4 separate regions of the Homo sapiens genome follow, and regions 1, 2 and 4 are each linked to region 3. A link is a loop called in an ENCODE intact Hi-C map of the cell type or tissue named here. Cell type or tissue: dorsolateral prefrontal cortex. All regions are shown on one strand.

Region 1 (8,000 bases), 230 kb before region 3:
TCTTCTTAAATCCTAATGCTTCATTCAGCCGTTCAAAACTACTCACAGATCCCCCATGACCCATGCCTTCATGCCATTGCACATCCTGTTTCCTCCTTGAAATATCTTTCTTTTCCCATATCACTTCCCCAGTTCACTTGGTAAAAGCTTCCTTATCTTTTGAGAATCTATTAAATTGTTGCATTTTCTATGAAACATAGAAGTTAACTGGCATTCTCTCTAGAATTTTAATGAGTCTTTCCTCTTTGCCTCACTATTCCTTGCACAAGTTCTATCATAGCACTCATGACATGTTATTGTTTATATGTCTGTTTTTCTTCCTCAATCTTTGTCACCAGAAGGCATAAAACAATTACTATTTTTATAATTGGCACTTAAGGAATGTTTGTGGAATAAATGAATATTGGAAGGTTGAGTATTCTCCCTAATTTCTAACCTTAAAAAATTCAAACAGAATTCTTATTTGTCTTTTCTCTATTATTCATTATTTCAGTCTATCCCCATACTGACTCCTCTCATCATAGCATCTTTGGTGCCCCTCACCCATCTCACTGGTGGTGTTATCCAGGATGTCCTATTTAATTCAATAACTTACTTCCCCTCACCTTCTTTTGACTTATTTTTTATCTGACTCATCCATATTCTGTAGTCCTACTTTGTATGTTTCTCACCTGACAGATTTCTCTTAACAATTTTTTATGTGTCTGTTAAATACTTTGCTCATTTCTAGCACTCCACAAATACTAAATGTACCTGTTAAAAAGCAACGATGTCTGCTAAATCGATATCTAGAGGTACCTTCTTAACAAAACAAAACAAAAGCAGTATAATATAATAGTTAACAAAGACAATACAGCACAGCAGATTGGTTAATGGGCAAGGCTCTGCAGTCAGACAGTCCAGGGTTTGAGTTCTGCTTCCAGCCCGAATTCATTAGGTGACTGACCTTCGGCAAGTTGCTTAATTTCTGAACTGGATTGTTCTTCTGTGAAAGAGGATAATCATGTCTACTTGTTTGCATGATTTTGAGTACTAAGCAAAATTATTCAGCTGAATGTGTAGCCAAGAGCAAGGGCAAATAATTAATAAATGATGGCTGTTATTATTATAGATTACTGATTATTGTTATCGATTGTTATTATTGATTCAATGCACCACTGCTGCTACACTGAAAAGTATATGGAGACAGTTTTCCCTTTGGGTTTGGGGTGTGGGCCAAAGTGTGCTTATGAAACTGGTTTTCATTTTTTATACAGTCAGTCATGCACGACATAACTATGTTTGAGTCAATGAGGGGCCACATATAAAACAGTGGTCCCATAAGATTATAATGGAGCTGAAAAAGTCTGATTGCTTGGTGATGTCATAGTCGTCATAATGTCGTAGTGCAACACATTACTCACATGTTTGCGGCGATGCTGATGTAAACAAACCTTCTGAACTGCCAGTCATATAAAAGTCTAGCACATACAATTATATAGAATACATGATAATAATGAAAGTAAACAGCTATGTTACTGGTTTATGTGTTTATTGTACTATACTTTTGTCATTATTTTAGAGTGTACTCCTTTTACTGATTAAAAAAAATTAAGTGTAAAAGAGCCTCAGGTAGGTCCTTCAGGAGACATTTCAGAAGAAGGAAGGCATTGTTATGATAGGAGAGGACAGCTCTATGTGTGTTATTGCCCCTGAAAACCTTCCAGTGGGACAAGATGCGGAGGTGGAAGATAGTGATATTGATGATCTTGATTTTGTGTACTCTTAGGCTAATGTGTGTGTGTTTGTGTCTTAGCTTTTAACAAAAAAGTTTAAAAAGTAAATAAATAATTTTTAAAATAGAATAAAGCTTATAGAATAAAGATATAAAGAAGAAAATATTTTTGAAAAACTGTGCAATGTGTTTGTGTTTTAAGCTGTATTGTTGTAAAAGAGTAAAAAGTTTATAAAATTAAAAAGTTGCAGTAAGCTAAAGTTAATTCATTATTGAAGAAATAAAAATATTGTTTTACAAATTTAGTGCAGCCTAACTACACATGTGTAGAAAGTCTATAGTAGTGTGCAGAAATGTCCTAGACCTTCACATTCACTCACCACTCACTCATTGACTCATCCAGAGTAACTTCCAGTCCTACTAACTCCATTCATGGTAAATGCCCTATACAAGCATGCCATTTTTTAGTGGGTTTTTTTTTTTTTTTTTTTTTGAGACAGAGTCTCCCTCTGTCACCCAGGCTGGAGTGCAATGGTGCAATCTCAGCTCAGGGCAACCTCCGCCTCTCAGGTTCAAAGCGATTCTCCTGCTTCAGCCTCCAGAGTAGCTGGGGTTACAGCTACTCTTACTGTACTTTTTCTATGTTTTTATGTGTTTGGATACTCAAATACTTACTGTTTTGTTACAACTGCCTGCAGTGTTCAGTACAGTAAGGTGCTGTACTGTACAGGTTTGTAGCCTAGGAGAAATAGGCTGTACCATACAGCCGAGGTGTGTGTAGGCTATACCATGTAGGTTTCTGTTACTGCACTCCATGATGTTTGCAGAATGACAAAATTGCCTAACGACACATTTCTTAGATGGCATCCATGTCGCTGATGTATGACTATTAAGATAAGAGGCTCACTGAGAATCTTCGCTGTTGGTCTGTTTTTTAGCAAGGGTTTATGCCAATAGATGATCATTCTGCAGAATTCCACTTGGAATCCATACTGACTCCAACCCCAAATCAGAAGCCCCGGTATAACACTTAGCCTCAAAAGCCAAGCTATGAAAAGACCATGGGCAAACTGGAAAGCAGCAGCAGCATTTCTGGTGTCATTGTCATTGCAGTTGTTGTTTTTATTATTATTCTCCTTTTTTTCCAATAAAAAGCTGAGAATCACTAAATAAAAAAAAAGACTCTGTAGCCTCAATAATGTGATAAATGCCATTTGCACAGTCTTACTGTCGACCCAGGTAACAGCTTGTGACTTTGTCTTGGACAAAGGAAATCACTCTCTTTGATGAACACTTTGGGATGATTTCAGCTTCCAATATTCTCTTCCTCTTAGACAGCTACTGTAACAAAAGCCTGTAGGGAGAGCTAAAGCTTCGCCTGTTTACAATACCCACACACTGGCTCTCTATTTTAATTTTAAAAAACAAACTCAGAGCTCAAATCACTCTCATATTTAATATTTTGCCTTAAAATAGCTGTCTATTTTATTTTGCTTTTTAAATTAAAACGGCTTTATATGACAGGCAGCAGAAAAGAGAGAGACTGAAATGGTGATTCAGGAAGGAGTGGCTTTAACAACAGAAGCTCATTTGTTCCCCTTTTGAGGAAAAGAATGTGGTAACAGCTATGGCATTGTTGTTTCTGGCATGCCAGCTATAGCCCAGAACAGGACTACATGCCATTAATTTCAATAATTCCTGTATGTTTTTGAGGAAACACACACACACATACACACACACTCACGCACTGTCTTACTTTAAATAAATTCTACAATAAGCCACCTGTTCATTAAATATGATTACACAAATGTGATTTAAAATACTTACTGAGTTTTCCCTTGAATTCTCTTTTTAAAGAGAAATTGGAAGTCACCTGTAGATTCCAGACCATGTTGTTACCCCTTTATGGCTTCTTTCCAAACTCAAAATCAGTGGCACAATTGCCAGCCTGGGTTCAAGCCTTCCCTACCTTCTGAATAAGTTACCAACCAGTGAAACAGTACACAAAAGCACCTGCAAATCACATAACTTGGTCAATCACTTCAAAACCTCTCTCTGGCTTTTTGCAGGCTGGGCTTCACGTTGCCTGGCGCAGCATGCTGGTTGTGTTCAGCCATTATGCAATGATGTTCTATGTTGCCAGTAAACCATGGCTTTATGCCACCGTTCAGTATAGCAGCTCCATTTAGCTTCATTTATTGGATTTTTAAATCCTCTTATACAGTAGGTGTTGATCTCTCCTGAAGTTGTGATTACAGCTCTAACTATTGACACTTCGATCACAGCCAATCCCTCCATTCTTTGCCCTCGTGCTGACATGAAATGGTAGTTCTTCCAACTCTGTAGTCTCTGATTCTTCAGCCCCCACCCCACACACTTGGCCACACGAACATAATAAGGAGTACATATATGCTGATTACTTCATTCTCTTAGCAATTTGGAATCCTTACATTGCCTTCTCTTGCTGTGTTGCTTCTCTACAGAGACGGGAACTGTGGCGCTAAGTCTGACCACACACAGGGCTCTAGGATCCATTTACATCTAAAATGCTGCCTCTTTTCCATTCAAAAATTTGGTTTCTGACATTATCCACCTGGAATGTTGTCTACTAAGTTATTGAAATAATTGTGAGTGAGCACTTGTTTAGAAGAGATTCTACCTTTCTGTTTGTTGTCTAGTCTCAGGGATAAGATTTGCTGGATTTGCAAATTCCAGCACTTTGAGTGTAATGGGAACGAACTGACACTGAAAATCACAACGTCCAAGTTTGAATATCAGTTTAGCAATCAGTTAACTGTGTGATGAGTAAGTCACTCAACTTCTCTGAGCCTCAGCTACCTCATTTGTAAAATGAGAACTCAACTTTCTTCATAGCCTTATTGTGAGGCTTTAAATGAGAAAATATGTGTGGAAGTATCTGACACAGAGCAGATTGTCAGTTAGTTTTTATTTCATTTTCAGTTTTGCCCTTTGCTCTCTCAGGTTCACTAGACCAATTGTTGCCCATGAAAGACGAGACAATCATTCTGTCATATTTCTTCACCTTAGTGTAGGTCAGATTAAGGAGTCTGATCTTATCATGCTGCTAGTCTGACTTGTGTTACCCCTACTGGTCTTGTCTTGGTGCCTGGAATTCTCCTAGAATATACTCCCGTTAGTGGAAGCAATGATTCAGTGATAATGAACCCTGATGGATGTTTAACCTCTTACTTAGCTAATTAAGGAACTTTCAGCTCTAACATATATTTACATTGGTCTTAAAATATACTACTCCATTCGCAGGTTCTAATTCTTAGGAAAAAGAAAAGAGAAAAATATATATATATACTGCTCCAAGTAGGTCCAGGATATATGTAGAACAATCCTATAGAATTCTTACTGAAGAAATATATAAACCTTGTATATAAGCATTCTATACCTTTGGCAAAGGAAGAACTATTTAATGTAACATAATTTATAGAAAAAAATACCTAGAAGGCTACAAGTAGATGGGGCAGCTCCATTCCCTTTTGACAGTTAAGTAGATAATTGTCTTTTGGTTTGAAAGGACTAAATCAGTAGAGGACAATTCATATACTAATTGTACAAAGCACTAAGTTTGCTGTTGCTTTCTTCTTGCTTTTGAAATGTGGAAAAGACAAACAAGGAACCATTAAGAGAGACAGAGAACCCATAAGAAATTAGGTAACTGATTGTCAAAGTTCCTTGCTGTGACTTTCCTAGACACGAAAGCTGAAGTCTCATGAAAAGCAATTTATAGGCCAGGAGTGGTGGCTCACACCTATAATCCCAGCACTTTAGGAGGCCGAGGCAGGAGGATCATTTGAGGTCTGGAGTTCGAGACCACCCTGACTAACGTGGTGAAACCCTGTCTCTACTAAAAACACAAAAACATTAGCCAGGCATGGTGGTGCATGAGGATGAGGCAGGAGAATTTCTTGAACCCAGGGGGTGGAGGTTGCAGTGAGCCGAGATTGCGCCACTGCACTCCACCCGGGGCAACAGAGTGAGACTGTCTCAAAAAAAAAAAAAAAAAAAAAAGGATTTTATAAAGTATTAATGTTTATTATATAAGAGATTGGGGAATTATGTGTGGGGTGCTCAGTGTCTGAATGGTGAAATGCCTAAGAGATTCTGATATCAAATTAAACAAGTGGCTGTATTACAGGACCTTGAAGAATCTTTAATATGCTATTGTATGTTGTGGAACATCAAGAACTCAACTAAGTGTTCTGGTTTTACAAATGTAATTCTCCTCAGAACTTGTTTTTCAGAGAGCATATCAAAGGACTAGCATTCAATGAATACTTTCTGCTTTGAGAGACTCTGCCATAATGTGAAAGTCCGATCAATAGTGGCCAAGAGAAAGATTTTCTATACAAAACTAGCCTAAATTACCGCACTTCATAAGATTCAGGATATCTTTTATCCAAGATAGAAGCAAAGGTAAGCTCTAAAAAACAAAAAACAAAAAACAAAAAAAATCCAGGCCATGCATGCTGGCTCACGCCTGTAATCCCAGCATTTTGGGAGGCCGAGGCAGGTGGGTCACCTGAGGTCAGGAGTTCAAGACCAGCCTGGCCAACATGGTGAAATCCCATCTTTATTAAAAATATAAAAATTAGCCTCATATGGTAGTGGGCTCCTGTAATCCCCTCAGGAGGTTGAGGCTGGAGAATCACTTAAACCCAGGAAGTGGAGGTTGCAGTGAGCCGAGATCATGCCATTGCACTCCAGTTTGGGCAACAGAGTGAGACTCTACCTCAAATAACAATAAAAAAAGGAATCCAAAGTATCAAAATCTAGAGTCACTGTTAATGTATTTGGTGCTTGGTACTAATTTAGTGATTATAAGGGCCCAACAAAAAGACCCATAGTTAAAGTACTAGAGCAGATTTCACAAGATCAGCATTCTGGCCAAAGACCTGTTCCAACCAGCCACCAAATTATAACCATAGGCATGCCAATTAACAGCTCTATGTCTTAATTCCCTTATCTATAAGATGAAGTTGAAGTTTCCAGAATCTAGATGAAGGTTAAGCACCCTTCAGTTATATCATTCATAGAATTGCATCTCAGAGTTGGGAGGCTCCTCTTAGACAGGTAATGAATCATCCAGGTAATGAATTCCTGTTGCTGTCCCCAAGAGGTGAACATCAAGCTCTATTTAGACCTTTTAGGGCAGGAAGCTCACATTCTTGCAAGGAAGTCCATTCTGCTTTGGACAGATCTAGCTGCAAGGAAATTAGAACTGTTCCTTATTTTGAATGAAATCTCTTTCTATAACTTCCCTTCATTTGTCCTTATTTAATTGTCTGATGTCATAAAGAATTAGTCTGAACCTTTAAAAATGTGCAGGCAGTTATCACCTTCCATAAGTAAGTTCTTCTCTAGCATACATATTCCTAGTTTCTTTAACCATTCTTCTGACATAGTTTAGTTTTCCTCAACACACTGTCTTTTGAATATGCTATGGTTTTTCGATGTCTACATAAATTATGGTACCTCAAATGGAGTAAAATACCAGGCATGTGTTTTTTGTGACCAATTTAAAAGAGAACAATATCCTCACTTCCACGTTTCCCAACATTATATGTATATAATGTGTATATAGATGGCTTTGGCATTTGCTATGTGTGCTAGGCACTGTGTAACATGCTTTACAGACGATGACACATTTAATTCTCACAATAAACCTGTGAGGTAGGTACTTTGGTCATTCCCATTGTTTTAGATGAGGAAACTACAATCTAGTCTTCACCAGTGCCCCTCAAACTTTAATGTGCACAAAAGTCATGTGTGGTTTTTATTAAAATTTAGATTCTAATTTAGTAGGCTATCTGTGGGTCCTAAAGTTCTGCATGCGCCAAGGTGATATTGATGCTGCTGGTCCAGGGATCATAATTAAAGTAGGAAGAGTCTATATAGTGTGATAAAATTATATGAAATGACAAAACAGAAAAGCATTAAGCTCCAGCAGCAAGAAGCATTTTTAATGACGTTATAGATATAGAAAGTTTCAGAGAATTTATGTTTATTTGGAGAAACTTTTTTTAGCTTAGACCCTAATCAGGAAGATTTTCCTATACTAAGAACTGGCTTATAAAACCCTTTCTACCACTGAAGTATAAAATAATAACAACTGACATTTCTTAAGTACTTGCCATATGTCAGATCCTCTTCTGAGAAACTTCAACATCTCACATCATTTCATGCTTCCCACAACCCTGTGAGGTAAATCCTAACATTACCTTGTTTAAAAAATGAGAAAACCTGGGCAAAAAGA
Region 2 (8,000 bases), 100 kb after region 3:
GGTTTTTTTTTTATTATTATTATTTTCCAGTTTTGTGTTGTTTTGCTTTTTAACTTCTGAGATTGCAGTGGTTCCAGATGGTTGAAATCACTAGTAGTGATTTACATGAAGCATTCATGTATTTATTACTGGTATATTCAACTATGGTGGAGGGAAATTGGTCGAAGAATTACGGTTAAAGAGCTCCTTTAAAAAGGAGATTTGTAGAATTCTAAAATGTGATTCTGATTCATATAGTCATGATTCTTAGAAATTAGCTACAGGAAGAGATAGAAACATTGCTATAGTTGTCTTTGCCCTAAGTTTGGAGTTTTATAGTGTAATATATATATAATAGCTCTAATTATAAATACACTTTTACTCTGGAAAAAGCATAGACATTGACATAAGAGACATTTAAAAACCATTATTTTCTCATCTGTAAAATGGAGAGAATTACTTCATATGTTCACTTATAAGGATTATGTGAAATACTGTTCCATTCCATTAGTAGTTTTTCTTTTCCTCTAATTGGGGGTGGGGGCAGTTTTTGGCATTCTATTTATGGAAGGTGTTTTTTTCCCTAAGATCATTTTGATGTCTCAGAAGACATTTGCTATGTACGTTGGACATTTGCCATGTACATTGTAGAGAATACAAAGATAAACAGAACCACAGTACAGCTGGTTCTATTAGACATTGAAAATGCATATTCTAGCATATTTAATATATTAGGGAACAATTTAAGCATAATGTGAATTTCATGTTTACTGAAGATTTCATCCTGAGAAACAAATGAAAGCAGAAAATTACAACCAACTGAACCAGCTGTGTAAGAAATATATATATGGTGTGCACACATGTACATACCTCAGACATCTATTAGCATTCTCAGTTTTCCACAAGTTAAAAGCCACGCTCATCCATATCTGGTGCTAATAACTTCCTATCCAATTTCAGATAGCTGTTTTCAACACATCTGACACCTTCTTTTTTTCAAGCAAACTTCAGGTCTTTTTCAAGATAAAGTCATTTATAGTAGTGTCTATATATTTCTTAACCATTTAACATGTAAACTGTGCTGCCTTTTAAGAAATTAATTCTATCCTTTTTAGTGTCAGAGTTGAAGATTTTGAGTGTTGTGCCCTAACCTTATCATTTTCCTCATAAGTCCTGTGGTTTTTATTGTATGATTTTGCATAGTGTGGCAATTCTTGGAAATGCTTATGTTGTGTTATAGTATAACTGACTTACTACTTTCAAATAGCTTCTAGTCTGATTCATGTTATGACAGTATACAGTATAGCAAAATAAGGACATCAGGGAACAGGAGGCTGAGCATATCACCATTTACCAATGGTAGCTTGAGCAAGGCACTTCATTTATCGAAGTCCATTTTCTCATCTGTACAATGGAGGTGATGATAGTACATGTCTTTTCTGTCTTGTGTTATTTGTAGTTTCAAGTAAGATATGAAATATGCTGTAGAAATACAGGGTTGGGAATATCTAGTGGTACAAAAATCAACTTTTGGCCCAATTTTAAGGTGAGATAATTATGAGACATTTTTCGACCTCAAAGTCTTTGTTCTTTTCTCTCTACACCATTGTGAATAACACAGTGTATATATGAGATTAATTTATTACCTCGACTTTCCATTTTTGTTTTGTAAAGTAGTTTAATTTTTTATATCTATTTATAAAGTTAACTGCAGGAGTGTACCTGCAGTTAACTTTATACAGTTAAGAAGAGGTTGGTTTCAGTTTTAAAGATTGTATGTCAGTGTAAAACATCCATTATTATGCTTTCAAGTAAAATAGCTCCTAAAAATATGGATTACTATCAACTTTCAAGGAAAATAGCTCCTAAAAATATGGATTACTACCAACTTTCAAGGAAAATAGCTCCTAGAAATATGGATTACTAGCCACATAAATTGCTAACATTTGCTTTTATTATTATTATTATTATTATTTTAGACACAGTCTTGCTCTGTCACCCAGGCTGGAGTGCGGTGGTATTATCTCGGCTCACTGCAACCTCCACCTCTCGGGTTCAAGCAATTCTCCTGCCTCAGCCTTCCGAGTAGCTGGAATTACAGGCACCCACCACCACACCCAGCTAATTTTTGTATTTTTAGTAGAGACAGGGTTTTACCATGTGACCAGGCTGGTTTCGAACTCCTGACCTCAAATGATCCACCTGCCTCAGCCTCCCAAACTGCTGGGATTACAGGTGTGAGCCACCGCTCCCAGCCTATTTGCTAATATTTAACCTCTTGAGAGTCTTTAATTCTTTTTTTCAACAAGTGTTCATTACCTGCTATGTGCCAGCTTAGATGCTTTGGATGAAATACAGGTTGGTGCGAAAGTAATTGCGATTTTTGCCGTTAAAATTAGAAAAACCACAATTACTTTTGCACCAACCTAAATAACTAAAACACAATTTCTTCCTATCATGGGGCTTTCAGTTCAGTATGAGATAAGTAAAGAATTATATGGGTTGATAAATTTTCTGGAGGAACTATTGGGTGTTATTACAGTGTGCTCAATCTTTAGCAGTTAGGAAAGGATTCTTGAAGGTAGTTGTATTACCTGGGTTGGAGGTAAGTGTTGGGGACACAAGTGTTAGAAACAGAACAGTTTGTTTAAAAGTTGGGGACAAAAAAGGACCAGAATCAAGATTACGGCACCCTGGAGAAAGTTAAGCATGGCTCGGTCATAAATTAGGAGACAAGGAACAAATAGAGAAATACGTTTGGATAGAATAGTCAGATTATAGGCTGTGCTAAGTTGTTTGGGCTCCACTAGGGTTTCTAAATGCAGTTATTGGTAAACTGGACTTAGGAGAAGGGACAGGGTTGACATGACAAATCTAGTGAATTTATGTTCATTAAAATATCCCTTTTGAATTGATTTAGTTTTTGTATGTTTCTTTTTTATAATTCCAAAAAATCATACAAATAAGTTAAACTTATCCATCTAAAAGCTGCACACAAAACTTGATGTTAGATTCTTTTAAAATTACAAAATTAAGACTTCCAAAAGAATCTTGTTGAATAAGAGTAAAAGAAAGACCCTTACTCAGTAAAGCTGCGTAATACTTTGGCAGTTTGAACCCATGGCCATGCCTCTCTGTGTGATAAGGATTTGGCAAAACCATGGAAGAAACATGCATGTTTTTGAATTGTCTTTCCATGGTAACTTAAAACATTTTTTCATGAAACATGGATATATATCCTTAGAAAACTGCAAAACATAAAGCTTGTAAGTTATAAGACAAGATTTATCTCTTTTTTTTTTTTTTCTGAGAGAGAGTCTTGCTCTGTTGCCCAGGCCGGAGTGCAACAGTGTGATCTCTGCTCACTGCACCCTCCGCCTCCCGGGTTCAAGCAATTCTCCTGCCTCAGCCTCCTGAGTAGCTGGGACTACAGGCGTGTGCCGCCAAGCCCAGCTAATTTTTTTGTATCTTTAGTAGAGACGGTTTCACCATGTTGGCCAGGCTGGTCTCGAACTCCTGACCTCAAGTGATCTACCTGCCTCAGCCTTCTAAAGTGTTGGGATTACAGGCATGAGCCATGGCACCCGGCCAAGATGAAATGTCAAGGCCATTTTAGCCACTATGCTTTTAAGACTACTTAAAGCTGTGCTTTCAGGTCTCCCCAGGAATACTTGTTCACTCTATACTATTGCTGCTGCTGTTCTGGCTTGAGAATTTTGAGAATCACTAAGATACAATTTTAAGTTTTGACATGTAAATTATTTGGTTGAGTAGAAAGAATTAATGTAGATAAGCAAAAACCCCTTTATAAAAAATGCTTACCCTTTAAAAAATGTTGAATCCTCACAGTATGATTAAATACTACTTGTAAAAGTGTCTGTTAACCATAATGTATTTTTTAGATAATTTGAGTAGAATTATACGTGCAATATATTCTTGAGTTTGTGACCAACAAAGAAACAGATTAATGATTGAAAATTCACCATACATTACTACCTATGTCTCTCCACCTGCTATCTACTTCCAATTTTTTATATATATAAAAGTCATTAAAGTCATTTGTAATTGAGTTTGTTTTTTTTTCTTGAGACAGGGTCTCACTCTGTCACCCAGGCTGGAGTGCAAATGGCATGATCACAGCTCACTGCAGCCTCAACCTCCCAGGTTCGATAGATCCTCCCACCTCAGTCCCCCACAGGCATGCATCACCATGCCTGACTAGTTTTTGTGTTTTTTTGTAGAGACAAGGTTTTGCCATGTTGCCCAGACTGGTCTCAAACTTGGGCCAAAGCCATCCACCTGCCTCGGCTTCCCAATGTGCTGGGATTACATGTGTGAGCCACCACACCCAGTCATGAGAATTATTTTAAATCAGGTAAACAAAATGTCTGTGGGAATATTGAGCTTTATGATAGATACCTAAGTTTTCCCAAAAATAATTGTGTTAGCATTTCAGTGAATCACTATACTTAACCTAGAAATCTAGGTTACCAATAACAGTCTCTTTCAGGTTTTTTTCTTTTCCTGTGTCTTTCTTTTTACTAAAATCATTCATAACTGGGATGACTTATGGAGTTGATACCTTAGGTCAAATCCCAATTTAGAAACTCCCAAAAGCCTGTCAAATTTTGACACATACTTTAAATGAACTGTTATTGAGTAGATATAATTTAGTTGTAATAGTTTAATAGTGTTTGACCTATCCAAACAGATAAAAGAACTCATTTTATTCAATCTGTATTTAATATATTTACTGCATAAATCTCAGACCCTCTTCGTCTAGCACATGGCCCTAATAAATGAAAAATAAGTGGCAAAATCAGTCCAAATTTTGTTTTCACTTATCTATTTTCACTAAATTGTGTATCTAAACACAATATACACAAGTACTAATCTGCCAGTAACAAGGTTTTCCTTTTTTTTTAAGAATAGCTAGGATTTTGTTTTCTGCTGGGGTTGGAAAGCTGAAGTATGTGGTTCCTTGTAGAATTGTTAAGGCAAACTATAGGAAGCAATTGAGATTATAAAACAAGACACACAAGAACATAGCAACATTATTTAACATGTAAGAAGATTATGTAAGAAGAAAGAACACAAACATGGTTACGTATGTCCTTTTCCATCTGCGCTACTCTCAACAATCAACTTCATGCATTGGGATCTGGAATCGTGGTGAATTTTTCTCTTTTCAGCTTCCTTTTAAAAAAAAAGTATTTCCTAAGAAGCCAATAACAGCTATTTGACAATTTGCTGAAAATTTGAGGTTCAGTATAAAAAACTAAATTTATACTGTTTTCATTTGCTCTGATGAAGACATGACAAAATCAGAATGGTGTTCCTGCCCATGGACTTAATCTAGCTTTGTTAGATTTGCAGTGCAAGAAGAGGACATACAACCAACACTAAAAGTAAACCATCCATCTGGTAGTCCTTCAGTGAAAAAAGAGGATGGAGCAAGGAATGTTTTTTGAATTTTATCCTTCTTGGTTCTGGCCCCTTATCTAGCTGTCTTATTTCTGACACAATTTTATATTAACATTTCTTCTGTCTTTTAGATGTAAGTCTTACACATTTTTATCATAAGATCTAAATGCATTTTTGCACTAAAGAGCCAGAACTTTCAGCTGTCCCCCATCTTTGTCCTGAAGTACCAGCACTGGAACTTCTGTTTTCATTTTTCAGATTAGGGCTTAGTAAAGCTTCAGGAAATGACACTCCTGTTGGAGCAGTGGCAGCAGGAAAACAAATCTGATGTCCAGTAGGCTGGATTTAAAGGTGTGGTCTTGTAGTAAGTAATAGCTAGAGCTTAGAGAATATTTTCTAGCCACATTCACTATGCCGAACTCTGTATGCATTGGCTGATTTAATTCCTGTGGCAAATATTACTTCCATATTAGAGAAAACAGGTTCAGTAGGTGTTAACTACCAAGGTCATATAGCAGATGGTAAAGCCTGAACCTGTATTTTAAACTCTGATTCTCCCGCTGTCATCCCAGGCCACAAGCTTTTAGTGATAACACTTTATCATAAGCCTCCATAAATATGCAGAATTTTCATTTGACACATTTATTTATCCTGTCTCATTGCCCTGCCTACTTAAGGCTCAGGTAGGGACAAACAAACACAAAGCTGGGCTCACTTTCCAGTGGAGGTGAGCCAGTTGCAGAGACCAGGTGATAGCATTCTTTGCTTTTTACTCTTCAAGTTGGGTAGGTACACCAGAATCTCGACTCTGCCTAAAAGGAATGTATGTGTGTTCATATATGTGTGTGTGTGTGTGTGTGTGTGTGTGTGTGTGTGTGTGTATGTATAAAATAGTTACAGTCTGCTTCAGCCATACTAGCTGCTTTCTAACAACATATACACATTTTTTGTTTTTGGAGTTAGGTTTTTGTGTTTCTCTCTCCCCTCAGCTTGCATGCTTCTAGCTCTCTGATCTCCACATATCTTTCCAGAGTCATTAAATTTCCCCTCCTCTGTAGAGCCCTCTCTGATGTCTAGAGACTACATGGCTTTCTGTACTATTTGGCTGATCACATTATTCATTCAAAACAGACTTTATGAATGACCTCTGATTACCAGGAATGCATTTGTAATTAGGGCCTGAATTTATGATTCTCTTATTTGTGGCCCTTGGACCAGTATCAACATTACTTGAGAACTTAGTATAAATGCATATTCTCAAGACTCACCCTAGATCTACTGAAATACAAATTAGGAGGGGTGGGGCTCAGCAATTTGTTTTTTTAACAAGCCTTGCAGATGACTCTGATGGACACCAAAGGTTGAGAATCATTGGCTTATACAACAAGGCCACTGATTTTCCAACACTTACTACCTGTGCTGGCTGTGAGGCTCTGATCACCTAGTATGTCTGTTACTTACCCCAGTGTAGTGAAGCCTCAGTCCACTCTGAGTTTTGCAATATGTTCACCTCCATTTCCACTCGGAACCTATTTGTACTAACTTCAACATCTACAGACCTCTGATTTCTCAAGGCGTCAGCCTACACTGGCTTATAAAACAGGCCTTCAGTGACCAGTTTCTTTCAACTTTCAACACTACCTTTGGTTTTAGCACATTAATAATAGCTACTATTTAAGAATTGCAGCTGGGTGCGGTGGCTCACTCCTGTAATCCCAGCACTTTTGGAGGCCGAGGCGGGCGGATCACGAGGTCAGGAGATCGAGACCATCCTGGCTAACAAGGTGAAACCTTATCTCTACTAAAAAAATACAAAGAAATTAGCTGGGAGTGGTGGCGGGCACCTGTAGGAGGCTGAGGCAGGAGAATAGCGTGAACCCAGGAGGTGGAGCTTGCAGTGAGCCGAGATCGCGCCACTGCACTCCAGTCTGGGCGACAGAGCGAGACTCCGTCTCAAAAAAAAAAAAAATTGCTTTTGGCAAGCTCTATATAAAGTACTTTATACGATTTCCAAAGTCACAGAGTCTGTACGTGGTAAAGCTGTAATTCTAACAGCAATTCTTTAGAGCCTGCACTCATCTGCCGCACTTCGCTCTTTCTAACCCTTGAGTCAGCCAAGTGCACTCAGATCACTGCCCACAATGTCCGTTCCTCAAATCATTTCTCATCTTCCACCTCACACTCACCCATATACTTTTCTGTGCTTTTTTTTTTTTCTGAACCAACTTCACCACTGCTACTATCTCCTTGACCTTTTTAGTGGGCCTGTGGAACGCTGTTCCTCATGCCATGGTAAACAAAACGTATCCTTAATGTTCATAAAATGTGTCTTCCTTGATCTTGTCTTAACCAATACTAACCTAGTTCTGCCCATTTTGTGTGCATCCCAGAGGATCAGAAAGTAGTGCATGTTCTTTTCTCTCAATGGCTGCTTCTCGTCATATTCTACTTTCAAGTAAAAATTCTTGCTTCAATGAAACATTTACATCTGACCATGCTCTCTTCTACCCATTTTCATCTTTACAACCCAGCAACCTCCTGTTCACTCCACATTCATTGAAAACTTTTGCACCTAGCCTTTTGTCCATTATCATCCA
Region 3 (8,000 bases):
CCTCATTTTAGCTTAGCATACACTGAAATTTAATCATTGTTCACATAAGTGTAAATCTCTGTAAAAGGTCAAAACATTTACCATTCAGATGGGAAAGAACAAATCATTATACTGCAAAAAGATATGGGTATGAAAATAATACTGTACAGGCACTTCACTTTTTATTGCCTTATTTTGTTAGGAATCCATAAACACTAATAGAATCTTGTCATATATTACAAAGGTTGGCCATCTGCTAATGTTGAGATTAATAATCTATCCCATGGTTAACTCATAAAATCATACAAATTTAGATTTGGATAGAGGTTTAGAAATTTATCTATGACATTTTCCCAGATTTATTCCTGTAGATACCAGCCAATCTAATTACTTTAGTGACACGTTTAACCTTTGTGAAAAATCTCTATATAGATTTATTTTTATGAATATTGTTGGCTGTTAAAATCTAAGCTACAAATTTGTGGCCTGTTCCTTCTCAAACGAATAATAGTAATAACAAAAATAATAAGCATGATGATAACACTCTTTGCTAAGTATTTACTGTAAGTAAGTAGTTACTGAGCTAGGGAGGTGCCTTAGATACGTTAAGGTATTTAATTCACAGTCATCTAGGATGAAGGCCCTATTTTTTTCTTTTTTTCTTTTCTTATGAGATGGAGCCTCTCTCTGTCGCCAGGCTGGAGTGCAGTGGCGCGATCTTGGCTAACTGCAACCTCCGACTCCCTGGTTCAAGCGATTCTCCTGCCTCAGCCTCCTGAGTAGCTGGGACTATAGGCACGTTTCACCACGCCCGGCTAATTTTTGTATATTCAGTAGAGGTGGGGTTTCAACATGTTGGCCAGGATGGTCTCAATCTCCTGACCTCGTGATCTGCCCGCCTCGGTCTCCCAAAGCGCTGGGATTACAGACCTAAGTCACCGTGCCAGGTCCAAAGGCCCTATTTTTAATCCTATATTCAGCAAAGGAAAGTTTCCTGGAGAGGTTAATGAACATGCCTAATGTCACACAGGTATTAAACGAAAGAGCTCAAATCTGAATCCAGGCTTTAATCAATATGCTTTTGTGTACACTGTTGCATTAGCCTCATTCCTGACTCATGCTATGCTTTGTCCTCTTGTTTTATTCTTATTTCACTTCATGTCTTAATCTAGTACTTTATGTGCCTTGACTTGTAAATTACCTTGCATTTTTCCAAGAAACTGTTAGCTTAAATAAGCAAGCAGATTAACTATTGTATGTTTGTGGTCTTGTACCGTATTCGAAAAAAAAATAAAGAAAAATGTGTTTTTGTGAACACTGTAATTTCTTCTGCTGCCTAAGGACAAGCTTCCCTCCTCATAGAATGGTTTGTCTTTGCCAAGATAAAGTGAGAACCAATCAATCAATATCGATCGAGCGAATGTGGGGAATACCAAGAATTAATACCATAGTTCCCGCCCTTTGGTAGCTTGCACATTCAATTGTTGAGTGAAAACACATGTATGAAACCACAAATATGTGAAAAGTGATTATTAGTGGCACTAATAACAGATCCTTTATTTTAAGGTTTAAGGTGAAGTGGTTATTGTAGGAAATTTGATATGTGGTTTTTTTTTTTTTTTTTTTTTTTGAGACAGAGTTTCGCTCTTGTTGCCCAGGCTGGAGTGCAATGGCGCGATCTTGACTCACCGCAACCTCGGCCTCCCAGGTTTAAGCGATTCTCCTGCCTCAGCCTCCCGAGTAGCTGGGATTACAGACATGCACCACCACCCCGGCTAATTTTGTATTTTTAGAAGAGACGGGGTTTCTCCATGTTGGTCAGGCTGGTCTTGAACTCCCGACCTCAGGTGATCTGCTTGCCTCGGCCTCCCAAAATGCTGGGATTACAGGCGTGAGCCACCGTGCCCGGCCTTTTTTTTTTTTTTTTTTAACGATTGACAATCCCATAGGCAAATCAAGAATTTGTAAAAATTTGGGTGCTTTGAAGAGTTCTATAGCAAAGTGTTTGGACAAGATGCTCTTTAAGGGTCTATCCAATTTAAAAGTAATATTATTTATGGCCGGGCACGGTGGCTCACGCCTGTAATCCCAACACTTTGGGAGGCTGAGGAGGGCAGATCACCTGAGGTCAGGAGTTCGAGACCAACCTGACCAACATGGAGAAACCCTGTCTCTACTAAAAATACAAAGTTAGCTGGGCGTGGTGGCGCGTGCCTGTAATCCCAGCTACTCGGGAGGCTGAGGCAGGAGAATCGCTTGAACCAGGGAGGCCGAGGTTGCAGTGAGCCGAGATTGCGCCATTGCACTTCAGCCTGGGCAACAAGAGCGAGACTGGGTCTCAAAAAAAAAAATTCTAAAAATTATACACAATATCATTTAGTATATGAAATTCCAATTAGCAAAGGATAAGAGCTTTGCCTGAAGGAGACACAGAAAAACCCAGAGTGAGTATTGAGAGTAACTGGAGGGACACAGGGAGTATTTGTCATTTTTCAGAATTAGAAGTGCATTTGTCCTTGTGTGTGTTGGGGGTGGAGGTGAAGGGTGCAGGAGAAGGATGGGTACTGGCAAAGTCGCTACTCACTGAGCAAATTTTCAAGCGGGTGCCTTTCCCAATTTTGTTGAGCCTCTGATAAAAACACGTTGAAGTAAAATGTCCACTATAGTATCAAGTAAAAATTGAGACCGTAAGATATAGCAAAGGGAGTCAATTTGCATAGCCCATTTTAATGCTTCTACTTTCTCTAACCAATCTGAAGACTCAGTTGTTCCCACTCCCATCTCCACTTTCCCTTTCATGCCTCCAAATGTTAAACTCCAACTATTGTAGCATTTTAACACATGGCTCCATTTGTGTCTATTTCCACCTAGCGTATTGTGAATATTTTCTACAGGCGCACACTAATCACCAACTGAAGTGAGAATCACATTTTCCTCCACTTGGCTTGGTACTACAGGTCTTGAAGCAAAAGCCTGTATTTCAGTCTGAGGAGTTCTACTTGCTTGAGAAAGTACTGTTGTTACCAAGTGGTCTCGTTCAGTGGGGTAAAGATTTTTGTTTTAGAGGCTGGAGCCGGTCTGCAAATAAAAGATGGCTTAGGAGAAAAGCTATCCAATGTTTTTTCCTTGGCCCGCATAGGTTGACGGTAGCCAAGCTGGTACTTGGCTTGGAGTGAAAAGTGGAGGCTGCCTGGGGGCGTCCTGCAGTCAGGGCAGAGAGAGTGTGGAGAGCTGTTGGGAGGTGTCCCACCCACGCCCCCACAAGGAGGGGAAACCAGGTCGCCGCGGTCTGCAGCAGAACGCCAGGTTCCAGAGGACGGCAGGCGGAGGGCGGAGGGAGAAAGGCGCGCGAAGGCGCGGAGGAGGCGTCGGCTGCGGCGCCCACTCCCCCTAGTCCCAGCGCCCTGCCGCTCGCCTCCCGCTGCCGGGCGCCGGCGCGCTCGGCTCTTTCCGCCGCCGCCGCTGCCGCGCGGTGGCCCGTGCGCCTCGGCACCTTCGGCAATTTCCGTCGGGCCCCAGCCGCCATTTTCTCGCCGCTTGTGTGGCTCGCTGGCTGCGTGGCTCGGTTCTTGTGAGCGAAGCTTTGTCCGGTTCGGCAATGGACGGGTATGTAATCGGGCCGGCGAGAAGGTGTGTGTGAGAGAGGAGTTGGACCGTCCTTCGGCCCGGTCCCGGGCCGGGGAGAAACCCTCCCGCGGCCCCTCCCAGGGCTGGGCTGCCGTTACCCAACCCCCGCCCCATCGCACACACCCCTCCCTTTGCTTCCCCCGGCGGGCTTTGGTCGAGAAAATGAGAAGAAAGCGGGCTTGGAGGCTGGGGAGGCATAGGGGCGATGGCGGGGGTGAGGATCCCGGAGTGGGAGCGGGCACCGGCTTGGCGGCGGGGGATGGGGTGGGAACCCCATAACGTCTCCCCGGTCTGTCCCTGCCCCCTCTAGGAGCCATTTCGATCCGTACCTTGGGACCCGACCCTTGGGTTAGCGGTGCCTGTGAGAGCGAGTGGGATGGGCAGAGACAGGCCTTTGGATTGGGGGAGCCTCTAGGGGAAGAGGAGAGAGGCACCCCATGTGGACCCCAGCCATGAGCAACCTCTCCGGCCTCGCCCGGCCCTCCGTGGTCGGGAGAGATGCCGGTGGCGGGAGCTCCGGGGAAAGCCTAGTGGGAGCCGCTGGGGAAGGGGGGAGGGCGTGCGGCGGCGGGAGGAAGGGGGAGGGCAGATGTCATACTCCTTTGTTTTCATTTGAGTCTGGTAGTGGGGGCGGGAGGGAGGAAAAAATGCCTTTTTGTGGGGACTGAAAACATTCAAGGCTTGGCAAAAGGGCCCAGAAATTAAATCATCTAAAAAACGAAGTGTTTGAAGCCGACATCAGTCACATGGGCAAAGGCCAACAGCAATGGCAGAAACAAGAGCAGATAGTCAACAAAGGGCTATCTCTTTAGCTACTTTGGTCAGTTTCTGGAAAAACGACTATAAAAACCCAGAACCATGCTGCATCTTTGCGAACCTGAGTCAAGACGGAATGCTGAGTGAGGTGAGAGGCAAGACTGTGAAATGGTAGGGACCGATGTCTCGCTCATATGCTTCACACCTGAAAAGACTCAGTAATTTAACTCAATGTTAGAAAGGGGGCACGCTTAAGGTCAAAAATACAGCAGTATGCAGCTCTTTTGGGAGTGTAAACATAGTATCATTTAACAAGTACATTTATTAAAATCAGTGAGTATTTGAAGAATCAACAATTTGGTTAAGCGCCTAGAGTTTGGTGTGTTTTAAAAGGTACTAAAAACAAGATTTTATAAAAGTTAACACAGTCTCACAGAATTCAAATCATCCTAGATGTTACCTAAAGATTATTTTCCAGATGAAACAAATCCAGAGAAGTTCAGTATTCCCCCCAGATCAACACGGAAATTGATGTCAAAACTTGCACTAGAATTCATGTTTCCTGATTCCTGGTTCCTGTGGAGACTACTAAAGAGTTTAAGCGTTAAATTATTAATCTCAGTATACTGGCATTGTAGAAATGGCATAGTGTTTTGGGTTTTGTTCTTTTTGGCTATTGAATGTGTTGTTAAAAAATACCACAAGTTGTCTCACATTTGAAAGTTACTTTTAGAAAACCAGGTTGGTAACAGTACAGGTAAGTCACGGATCATCTGTGGTATTTTTTATCCCCATCTGTGTGTGAGTGGCTGGAAGATTTATGAATGATGGACTATCCTAAAAAGTTTTAGAGCCAAAGAGTGAGTGATTAGAAGAATAACAGGAGGTTGAAACTACTTATTTTTTCTTTGCAGAATCGTCACTGAGGTTGCAGTTGGCGTGAAGGTAGGAAAATACTATGTTTGAAACTGGGATTGTTGGATCTATTATCATAATTACTGGAAAATTTTAGCTTTTGCTTTTGAAAACTATAACGTAGCTAACAAAACCCAAGTGTAAAATGTTTCCTTTCATTTGTAAAGTTGGACCATATAAACAGTTTGTAATCACCATAAGTTTTTCTAGAACTGTCAGTCTGTAAGAATAACCTTTTAAAGTAAGTATGAATGATCAAGAAATTGAAAATGCTTTCACACATGGCTTCTTGTAATATAAAACGATACCCCAATTTTCTGAGGGGAAATAATGATTTTAAATGGATGGTAAGTGGTTTGACCTATATCTTATAATTTTGTTAATCTAAGTTTTTTGTTTTTTATTACTTTTTGTCATGAAAATGAATATATTTTGGTTAATAATAAAGCACATTAGAAATGAATTACACTGATCCTTAAAAAGGAAGTTGTTGAGGCAGTTAGCTTCAAATTTGAATTAGAAGTTAAGAGCTGGTTTGTCTATTAAAGAAAGTCTTTATGGTAGAGATCCTTTGGAATCCTTCCTTTTTGGCTAAGAAAACTACTCATCGTTTAAACTTTAGTTCTAATGCTTAACATTTTCTTGAGTACTTGCAACTTTTAATGTCATGATGTATTGTAATTTTTTTTTGTTTTTTGTTTTTTTGAGACGGAGCCTCACTCTGTTGCCCAGGCTGGATGCAGTGGCACGATCTTGGCCCACTGCAACCTCTGCCTCCTGGGTTCAAGCAGTTCTCCTGCCTCAGCCTCCTGAGTAGCTGGGATTACAGGTGCGCACCACCACGCCCAGCTAATTTGTATTTTTAGTAGAAATGGCATTTCACCCTGTTGGTCAGGCTGGTCTCAAACTCCTGACCTCATGATCTGCCTGCCTCTTATGATCTGCCTGCCTTGACCTCCCAAAGTGCTGGGATTACAAGTGTGAGCCACCGTGCCCGGCCTGTATTGTCATTTTTCATTTGCAAGCCTCTCTGTCCTGAGAGGCTTTCTGCTTAGTCCAGTGATGCTGACTGTTCAAACATTTTTTCGAATTCTTAAAATTGTATCCATAATGGGGGGAGGGGGAAGGGATAGCATTGGGAGATATAGGGGGGAGGGGGGAGGGATAGCTTTAGGAGATATACCTAATGCTAAATGACAAGTTAATGGGTGCAGCACACCAACATGGCACATGTATACATATGTAACAAACCTGCACGTTGTACTCATGTACCCTAAAACTTAAAGTATAATAATGATAATAATAATTGTATCCATAATGATGTGGTGTTCTTTCAAATACTTTTGGGGATGGTACTGTGTTTTCTTGCTTATTTTCTGTCCTCTTTCCTATAGTGAAATAGATATTTGCCCATTCTTTAGGCTTGTTTCTTGAGTTCATTTTGTACAGACTAAAGGAGGAATAATACGCTCTTTTTGGTGATAGTATTTTCCAAGTTGAGTTAGTCATGGGATTTAAAATCAGGAATAGCTAAAGATTGCAAAATGGTAGATGTTGTAGGTTCCATCCAAACAGATTTCTGTAAATTTTGTAAAAGAATAAATGATACAAGTGTGAGTTGTCGACTGTTAGTGGAAAAGGAGAGGAGTTTGTAGACAAGGCTCAGAATGAGTAGACAGGAAAAAACTGAGGAGACTTGGAATAGGATGTCCAGGTGTAATGTATTGGTTACACCAGTTTTTTTTTTTTTTTTTTGAGACAGAGTCTCACTCTTCGCCCAGGTGGAGTGCAGTGGCACGATCCTGGCTCACTACAAGCTCCGCCTTCCGGGTTCACTCCATTCTTCTGCCTCAGCCTCCCGAGTAGCTGGGACTACAGGCGCCCACCACCACGCCCGGCTAATTTTTTGTATTTTTAGTAGAGACGGGGTTTCACCGTGTTAGCCAGGATGGTCTTGATCTCCTGACCTTGTGGTTACACCAGTTTTTTGTTAGTTGTTTGAGGAGAACACTTTAGAAGATGATAAAAAAAAATTGCAAATCGTTTTTAAAAATCCATTGTTTAATATAAAAGTCTGAATAATTAAAGTTAATTTAATTTTCTGGAATAATGGTTAAGAATTTTTGCTTTGGTGTCAGGCCTGTGTACAAGTAATTAAGTGTTCTTTAAAACTTAAAACATTTGTGAATTTGCTTTAAAGACACTGATGCATGTGCATATTTAAAAAAATTCAGGCCGGGCGCGGTGGGTCACACCTGTAATCCCAGCACTTTGGGAGGCCGAGGCGGGCGGATCACGAGTTCAGGAGAGACCATCCTGGCTAACACGGTGAAACCCTGTCTTTACTAAAAATACAAAAAATTAGCCGGGTGTGGTGACGGGTGCCTGTAGTCCCAGCTACTCGGGAGGCTGAGGCAGGAGAATGGCATGAACCTGCGAGGCAGAGGTTGCAGTAAGCGGAGATTGCACCACTGCACTCCAGCCTGGGCGACAGAGACAGACTCTATCTCAAAAAAAAAAAAAAAAAAAAAAAAAAAAAAAAAAAAATTCAAACTGCTTCACAGCTTTTTTTGCTATTTCTTAGGTGTAGGTAATTGTGTTAAAATTTTGTGCCTTTTTTCTTGAAATTATTAATTTATATATTAGCACACATATAAACATCTTTATTTACGTGATTGAATTCAAACTATTGTTTTGGCCCACATCTTGCCTTTTTTTTTTTT
Region 4 (8,000 bases), 130 kb before region 3:
GCATACCTGTAGTCCTAGCTACTCAGGAGGCTGAGGAAGGAGAATTGCTTGAATCCAGGAGGTGGAGGTTGTAGTGAGCTGAGATTGCACCATTGCACTCCAGCCTGGGCCATAGAGTGAAACTCCCCCTCAAAAAAAAAAAAAAAAAAAAAAAAAAAAGTGAGAAACTTGGTTCTCTTAAATAGTCAAGGGCATGATAAAAGTTAACAAAAAAACACAAGAAATTATTCTGACAAGGCACAAAATGTTTGTTTCCTGGGTAGATTACTCAAAAGGTAGAGAAAAACCTTTTATAATATAATATTAAGAGCAGACCAATATTCTAAAAAAACTTCATCCAAGAAAACCTTATAAATAAGTCCATCAAATTTTAGTTTGACCATGTGAGATCACTTTTCTGTAAACCTTCTACAACTTAATAATAAATTTAAACTTATTTTTATCAGTCAGTGTTTTAGTAATTTATCTTATAAATTAATAATAAATATTTATTACATAATTTACTTTAGCATAGGTCAAAGATTGCACATTACTAAAATGATATTAGAAACTATTTTTAGTTTATAGATACTATAAAACATAATTATTGTTCAAAAGTCTCCTCATAAAACTTTTATTCCACTTATGTCAACTTAATACATGTTCTTAAAAAATTATGCTTAGATTGTTCATGAAAATTTTATGAGACATTAAACAAAGCTAGTCATCATTTTGAGTCATTTCCCTGTTAACTATTTTTATAATACATGCATGTTAGGAAAGTATCAAAATAATCACAATAGAAAAAACCTTAAAAATTAAATACATGTGCCTATGTTTTATTTACTACTGTGCTTTGATATATATATTGAGCCATTTATATTCATTTTTACTGCATCTTTACTTGTCCACTTGTTCTTAGGTTGAATTTATAGTTTTTATAATCTTAAATATCTAGTAGCTATAATATCACCTTATTTGACTAGTAAGCCCAAGTAGGATAAAAATAAGTGCTCATATTATACTTTATTCTGATAACTCACAAGGCATGCCTATTTTTATTAAACCAACAAAACCAAACTAGTTGTATTAGTCCATTTTACATTGCTATAAAGGAATACCTGAGGCTGGGTAATTTATAAAGAAAAGAGGTTTATTTTGGCTCACAGTTCTGCAGACTGCACAAGAAACATAGTGCTGGCATCTGCTGCTGGTGAGGCCTCAGGAAGCTTCCACTCAAGGTGAAAGGGAAGGGAAGCCAACACGTCAGATGATGAGAGAGGGAGCAAGAGAGAGGAGAGGTCCCAGTCTCTTTAACAATCAAATCTTGGGTGAACTCATTATTGTGGTAAGGGTACCAACCCATTCATGAGGGATCTGTTGACACGACCAAACACCTCCCACCAAACCCAGACTCCAACACTGGGGGCCACATTTCAACATAAGATTTTGAAGGGGACAAATATCCAAACTATATCAGTAGTCCTACTCAAATCACTTAAATTTGAAAAACATTCGGATTAATTTCCATATTTCTTGAGTTGTAAGAGTATTTCCTTTCTAATACATAATTACTTAGCCTTCAGCCAATTTGAACAGTTTCTTTAAGGAATTTTATAAATAAACTTGTTAATACCATCAGGAGGAAGAAAAATATCACATATACATAACCTACCTACATGCACATATAAACATACAGGCAGACACAAATGGAGACCTCAGACATTTCATTCTAAAATTTTAGCCATGATGCAGGTAAACACAATAATACAAAACTCACTGGTTTATGTATGATAGTTGGCTCTCATCTTTTTCTGAATTGTGTTTTTGGCAAATGAAAAAAATTAAGATGACCTGCCTAATATGACAACTAGTTCTTTTTACCACTATTTATAGAGGAAACTCAAGATTTTCATTTGCTTTGATATGTAATCTTATGGAGGCTGTAGACTAAATTTTGGGTATTGGACCTTTGGGAAATACCAAGTGATTGGTTGTTTCCAAAGTCCATCTGAGGAGGTAAAATATTGAGCCTGTTTTAAATTAACCTTTTTTTCTCTCTCTCTCTTTTAAGCTTCAGGTGGCTGTGTTGGGGGCTCCTAAATCCCTTGAGAGCCCCCTATGGGAACAAGGGACCTCAAGTTCAAGTGACTGTAGGGAGTTGAGCAGCTGGACTGGAGAGGGAAAAGTCTGGAAGGAGCACACAGAGAAATAGAGGATGTAGGGTCTTTAAAGAGGGTCATATCAAAGGATTCAAGAAAGCTGATGGGAAGATTGAAGGTAGTAAAGGAAAAAAAGAAGAAAAGAGAAGAGGTCTTAAATGAGCTTAAATGTGGGTAGGTAATAAGTGAATGAAGTTCCAAATTATCCTTAACGAAATTATGCAAACAAGAAAGGAAGCAGACAGAGTTGGTGGAGCATATCATTAGGAGGGTTTGAGGAGGTGGTTGAGTTTTAGTAGACTGAGAATTTCCTATGGGAGAAACAGGATGAAATAGAATAAAGAAGCCTCAGAAAAAAAAATTTTCTAGCCGAGGAGTCAAGGAGTGAATCTCCACTTGAAATAAGGAGGCAGGAAGAACTTCCAGCCTAGGAGATAACCTTTCAGACAAAGATAGCATACTCGGAGTCTTAAGAATCAAAACCTGTCCTTTCTGTGCTTCAATGGACAGTGGTCTGGAGCACTGGCTCCAGAGTGGGACTCACTAAGGCTTCCTGAAAGACATCAAAGATGTGCAGTTGGGGTCTTGAGTGAGAGACCTGGGGGTTCAATCAGCAATCTGATCCCATCCAAGGTTGGGCATTGTAACTGTTAAAGACAATCTCAGCCAGACAGTAGTCAGAGAAGTTAAAACAGATTTTATTAATAAAATATTGCAATAGGGGAAAATAGGATAGAACTGAATACAGCAAAGACAAATGGAGATTCACAGCCAACAAGCAGAATGAGGAGGTCAGTGAATGGAAAATTACTACAAGAAGTCATCAAGGGTGGAAGGATTCTTTCTAAACCAATTTAATAAAATTATTGCTGAAGGCAAGCCAGGGTGATAAGATATCAAGGCTGGGGGATGAAAAGCTTGATCAGATATTGAGGGTGAGACTTTCTCCCTAAATTGATTCAGCAGGATTCTTGCTACAAGTGGGCTATGCAAACCCAGCAAAGACAGGGACCAAAGTCAGGGCCCTAGAGAAGAGGGCTCAGAGGAGCCTGACTAAGTTTGGTCAGGGAGTCTTTGTCAATATGTAGATTGGGGCACTAAGGCAGGCAGGAGATTGGAATTAAAAGAAGCGACTACACTTCAGCATTAGAAACACATCAGGATGCCTCCATATGAGAGGTGGCAGATAAAGCAAATGTTTTTTCAAGCACCTGAACAGTGGACAAAAATTTGAGCTAATTCAAAAGTCTAAACTGGATGCAGAACTGAATCCATTAAAGTCTGAAATCACAGCTAACTAAGCGACAGCACAGCAGTGTCAGGGAACAGAAAAGTGTTCCTGTTCTGATAGTTAATGGGTTCAAAAGGAAGTCTGAGGGGTGTTGAAAGATACATTATGCACATTAACGTTTTAAAGAGTTTACTTGAGTAGACAATGATTTAGGAATCAGGTGGCTCCAAACAGAAGTGTTTCAGAGGCTCAGCCCAAGGGCACAAGAGGAAGGCTTTTATGATCAGAAGCAAGGCCAAGAAATTATTCAATTCGTTAAAGTGCAACAGCAACCTTATTTCCATCGTTCCACTAGGAAGTCACTAGTTAGAGGTTAGTGGTTTCTGATTGGTTAAGCTTAAGTTTTGTTTTTCTAGAATAGCTATACTAAATTGGGTTTCAGTTTGCTTAAGTAGAAACCCAGAGCCCTGGAGCTGCTTCAATCTAATGCTCTCCCAATTAATTTAAGGCAATGATGGAAACATTTTTATTTTTTATTTTTTGAGACAGGATCTCACTCTGTTGCCCAGGCTGGGGTTCAGTGGTACAATCAATCATCGCTCAGGCTGGAGTGCAGTGGTACAATCATGGCTCACTGCAGCCTTGACCCCTGGGCTCAAGCAATCCTCCCACTTCAGCCCCTGAGCAGCTGGGACACAGGTGCATGCCAACACACCAGCTAATTTTTAAATTTTTTTTTAGAGATGGGATCTCACTATGTTGCCCAGGCTGGTCTCAAAATCCTAGACTTGGCTGGGCAGAGTGGCTCACTCCTGTAATCCCAGCACTTTGGGAGGCTGAGGAGGGTGGATCACGAGGTTGAGAGATTGAGACCACTTTGGCCAAGATGGTGAAACCCCGTCTCTACTAAAAATACAAAAAATTAGTTGGGCGTGCTAATGTGCACCTGTAGTCCCAGCTACTTGGGAGGCTGAGGCAGGAGAATCGCTTGAACCCAGGAGGCAGAGGTTGCAGTGAGCCGAAATCATGCCACTGCACTTCAGCCTGGTGACAGAGTGAGACTCTGTCTCAAAAAATAAAAAAATAAAAATAAAAAATCCTAGGCTCAAGTGATCCACCTGCCTTAGCCTCCCAAAGTGCCACAGTTACAGGCATAAACTGCCACACCAGGCCAGAAGGAAACTTTTGCTATCTTTTCTATGTTCTGTGAAAAAAAAAAAAAAAAAATGATCAAAAGCTCTTAAGATTACTTCTGGGCAGAGATTAGATGAAGGGAGGAGGCTAAACAGCCTCCACTGTGTCTCTGCACTTAGACCTTCCCCCTTTTCCAGCCACATTCTCCTACTTCTGATATCCGTCCCACCTCCAGGTCTGCCCCTAGGGGCCGCTGTCACAGAGAAACAGCTGTGGTTGTGTTTCTTATATTACTTCATTGGAGTTACTGCTACATGAGGACAAACGTAGAGTGCAGCTCACTGGGTGGCAAATGCTGCATCTTGAGCCAGACTCACCAGAAATAAATCAGTCTCCAACTTCACGCTACACCTGATTTGAAACACAAATTCCAGCTTTAGCAGTCTTAAAATTGTACTTGTCATGGGCCTTCAAGGACTGTCTAGTCCAGAGTTACTCAAACTCTATTGAGCACAAGAATTACTGGGCTACTTTTCAAAATTGCAAATTAATAAGTCCTACTCCCAGAAATTCTGATTAGGTCAGTCTTGGTTGGTACTCTGGAATATGCATTTGTAATCAGTCTTCCAGGAATATGCATTTTTAAGAAGGCTTCCAGGAGATTTGGATGAGTTCTCTGAGAAATCCTGCCTAGTTAAAATTACAAATGTCAAAAACTCCTTTGAATTCCAATAATCTGTTATCTAGATCAAATTGAAAGTATTAGACCTATTACAGGTATTACAGGACAGTGCAAAATTGAGGAGTGAAAAATCACATGAGAATAAATCCAACTAGGGTATCTCTAAACCATGAAAATGTGGGAATACAATTTACTTAGAAACCTCTTTTATAAAATGTAAGTTTTGAGAGTTTTTCTTAAACCAAAACCTCTTGCCATAATTGCAGGGAAGGAATGTTGCTGCAAAGCCAACAATTGAAACCTCCGCTATGTACCACGATAGTAAGGTTCCTGATCCACCACAGCCAAATGTATTTTTCAACTCCCCAAATTAAGATAATCTATAAAGAAATGTTCATTTATTAGCAACTTGTGTTTGACAGTTTATTTCATGTCAGCCTCCAGCTTTCCTTTGCAAGCTTATTTGCATAATGTGTTATTATGTCTAAATGGAAAACTAAATGCCTCCATGTGGTCTTTAAATGACAAGTGCTTGTCAGCTTCATGCAATATTCAGAAGTAATAGATCCAAATCACAACAGCACTCACTGAGATGTTAAAAAAAACTTGTTGTGTATCCTTCCTTGACAAATTTACACTTTGGTACGGAATTGTCAATTAGACATTCCATGTGTTAAACAGTTTAGTTCAACTGTGAAGGAATTTACTGTAGCTTTATTCTACAGTGTTCTAAGTAATTACAATTCACATTACAATTTTTTTCATTATTTCAAAGCAGCTCAAGAAATAATCTCCAAATGACCTTGGCAAGATAGCTCCAAGAACTTCCGTTTAATTATTTTAGAATATATGAGAGTTTATGACAATGTTTTTAAGAACTCTGAAAAATCCATTGTGGGACTCTAAAAATGTTTTGGCCTTAAACTTCATGTTTTAGGATCAGCAAAATGGTGCTAATTTTTGGTATTTAACAAGAAACACACTATTCTAGAGGAGTTTTTACTGCATCAGGTTTTTTTTCCCCACATATATTTAGAATAGTTCTCATTTTAACATACTGATTTAACATTAACATTTAATTTAACATTCACACCAACAACTGAATCCATGAAACTTCCTCCATGTAAGTCACTGAAAAGAAGTAATTTTGTCTCAAGGCCCTTTTTCACTGGGAGACAACAGAGAAGAGAATGTAGCTACGAAAGAGACATTAATGCGGCTTCTCCAGCTCCATGCTATCTTCCTCCCCTCCCACTTGGATGGTGCTACAAGAAGAGCCCAAGCCTGAGGTTGTAGATGACTCTTAGTAAACCCAGTCCTGGAAGATTCCTAGAAAAGAGAAACATACAAAGGTAGTAGAGGCTTAGGACCCCTGGGTTAGAGAGCCCAAGGATCTTAACCAAGAGGAAGCAGAACTGCGGCTCCCTTGGGGAGACAAGATTGACCCAGACTCTAAAGAATTGTAAAAGAAGGACGCCTGGTTTAATCTACAGGCATCACTCAGACGCTCTCCATAAACCGAATGGCCAGGAATGCAATGAGAAAACTGACAATCTGACTGATTTCCCCAGCAGATCCCTCAGGACTTAGCTGATTTGGGACTTAGAGTGATGAGAGTCTGCACCCCAAGTGCCAATCGGTGGGAAATGTGCTTTTAGGGCTGTTTGACCCTCATCCTGACCCTAGGAAGTGATGATGTATTCAATAGGTTTTGTTTGGAAGGTCTGGAGACTGGTGATGGATGGCAAATGAGTGGGCAGAAGCTGACCTCAGAATAACAACAAGGACTCAGTGAATCCAAATAATAGCCTATTGAAGTCAGTTCCTAAGAGACTCAAAATGTAGCCACAGAGAAAGAATTCAAAACAGTTGTGATGAAAAGTAAGCAGTTGGAGAGACTGATTTATAAAGGAGGAAAATAATGGATCCAGAACTGTGGGAATTATGGTACGTTAAATACAGAAGGTACCTTCAAAATATGTTAGTCCAGTCTGCTTATTTCACAGATAACAAAAGAGAGGTCCAGAAAAGTGAGTTGCACAATGATTTACCCAGCTTCTTAACAGCAGAGTTGGATCTGGATTTGGATCATGTAGTCAGCGGTTGTGGTTGCTTTTACCATGCCTTGTTGGTGAAAATATCAGGTTACCCAGGCCCTCTCCAATGCTTTAGTCACAAATTAAAATAGACTTAATGGACAGACAATAAATCCAATCCTGTCTCGTTTACTGTCCAAGATGTTCTTGGCAGTTTATATTCTCTTATTTTATTAATATTAATATTATTATGTGTTATAAACATAGTATCAACAAAAAATGGTCTATTCCAAATGGTGAGTGAAATTGCTCTTTTTTCAGAATCTTGTCAAACGCATCTGATTACAGTACATGTCTGTTCTATTCTCCCTTTAGCAGAACAAGAACATAAGATTAGTTTATTAAAAAATCAGCCAAAAAATCAATAGTTATTTTTTTGCACCCACTTCACTCATTCATTCAACAGAAACATATTTAGACCTATTACATGCCAGGCATTGTTCTAGACACTGGAGATACAGCAGTGAATAAAACATGAGGCATCTCTACATTTATAGTGCTTATGCTCTAGAGAAAGAGACAGTGAGTACACAAAATAATTAATAATATATCTCAGGGTCGGGCATGGGGGCTCATGCCTGTAATCCCAGCACTTTGGGAGGCTGAGGTGGGTGGATTGCTTGAGCCCAGGAGTTTGAGACCAGCCTGGGCAACATGGCAAAACCCTGTCTCTACAAAAAAATACAAAAATTAACCAGGTGTGGTGGTGTATGCCC

The links. Peaks named below come from ENCODE experiments on the same cell type or tissue, not always from the same donor. Only the 100,000 strongest peaks of a DNase experiment are listed, where the experiment ranks them.
Region 1: it touches region 3 in a loop (2.3-fold over the local background); 2 of 110 quality-filtered maps call a loop at or near these places.
Region 2: it touches region 3 in a loop (2.0-fold over the local background); 4 of 110 quality-filtered maps call a loop at or near these places.
Region 4: it touches region 3 in a loop (4-fold over the local background); 6 of 110 quality-filtered maps call a loop at or near these places.

The regions. Positions count from the first base shown.
Region 1 is chr1:96,484,311-96,492,310 of GRCh38, forward strand. All of the region lies in intron 1 of LOC105378866 (a long non-coding RNA gene), which reads left to right. Among named protein-coding and RNA genes, the nearest start is that of LINC01787, 110 kb to the left of the region's middle. RefSeq lists a silencer at 3,183-3,477 and an enhancer at 3,991-4,490. In dorsolateral prefrontal cortex, a CTCF peak has its summit at 3,157; no DNase peak of the experiment used is centred here; H3K4me3 peaks cover 1,238 bases; H3K27ac peaks cover 1,751 bases.
Region 2 is chr1:96,819,692-96,827,691 of GRCh38, forward strand. It overlaps a transcript of PTBP2 not described here. Among named protein-coding and RNA genes, the nearest start is that of PTBP2, 100 kb to the left of the region's middle. In dorsolateral prefrontal cortex, no CTCF peak of the experiment used is centred here; a DNase peak (open chromatin) is centred at 3,550.
Region 3 is chr1:96,718,288-96,726,287 of GRCh38, forward strand. PTBP2 (polypyrimidine tract binding protein 2) reads left to right here and starts at 3,497. Exons shown (of 14, transcript NM_021190.4): 1 at 3,497-3,585; 2 at 5,277-5,307. The coding sequence starts at 3,578. RefSeq lists silencers at 3,263-3,462, 3,693-3,972. In dorsolateral prefrontal cortex, a CTCF peak has its summit at 3,146; DNase peaks (open chromatin) are centred at 3,494, 4,214 and 7,546; H3K4me3 peaks cover 3,720 bases; H3K27ac peaks cover 3,991 bases.
Region 4 is chr1:96,591,671-96,599,670 of GRCh38, forward strand. No RefSeq gene overlaps it. Among named protein-coding and RNA genes, the nearest start is that of PTBP2, 130 kb to the right of the region's middle. In dorsolateral prefrontal cortex, CTCF peaks have their summits at 4,764 (motif pointing right) and 4,963; no DNase peak of the experiment used is centred here; H3K4me3 peaks cover 551 bases; H3K27ac peaks cover 5,968 bases.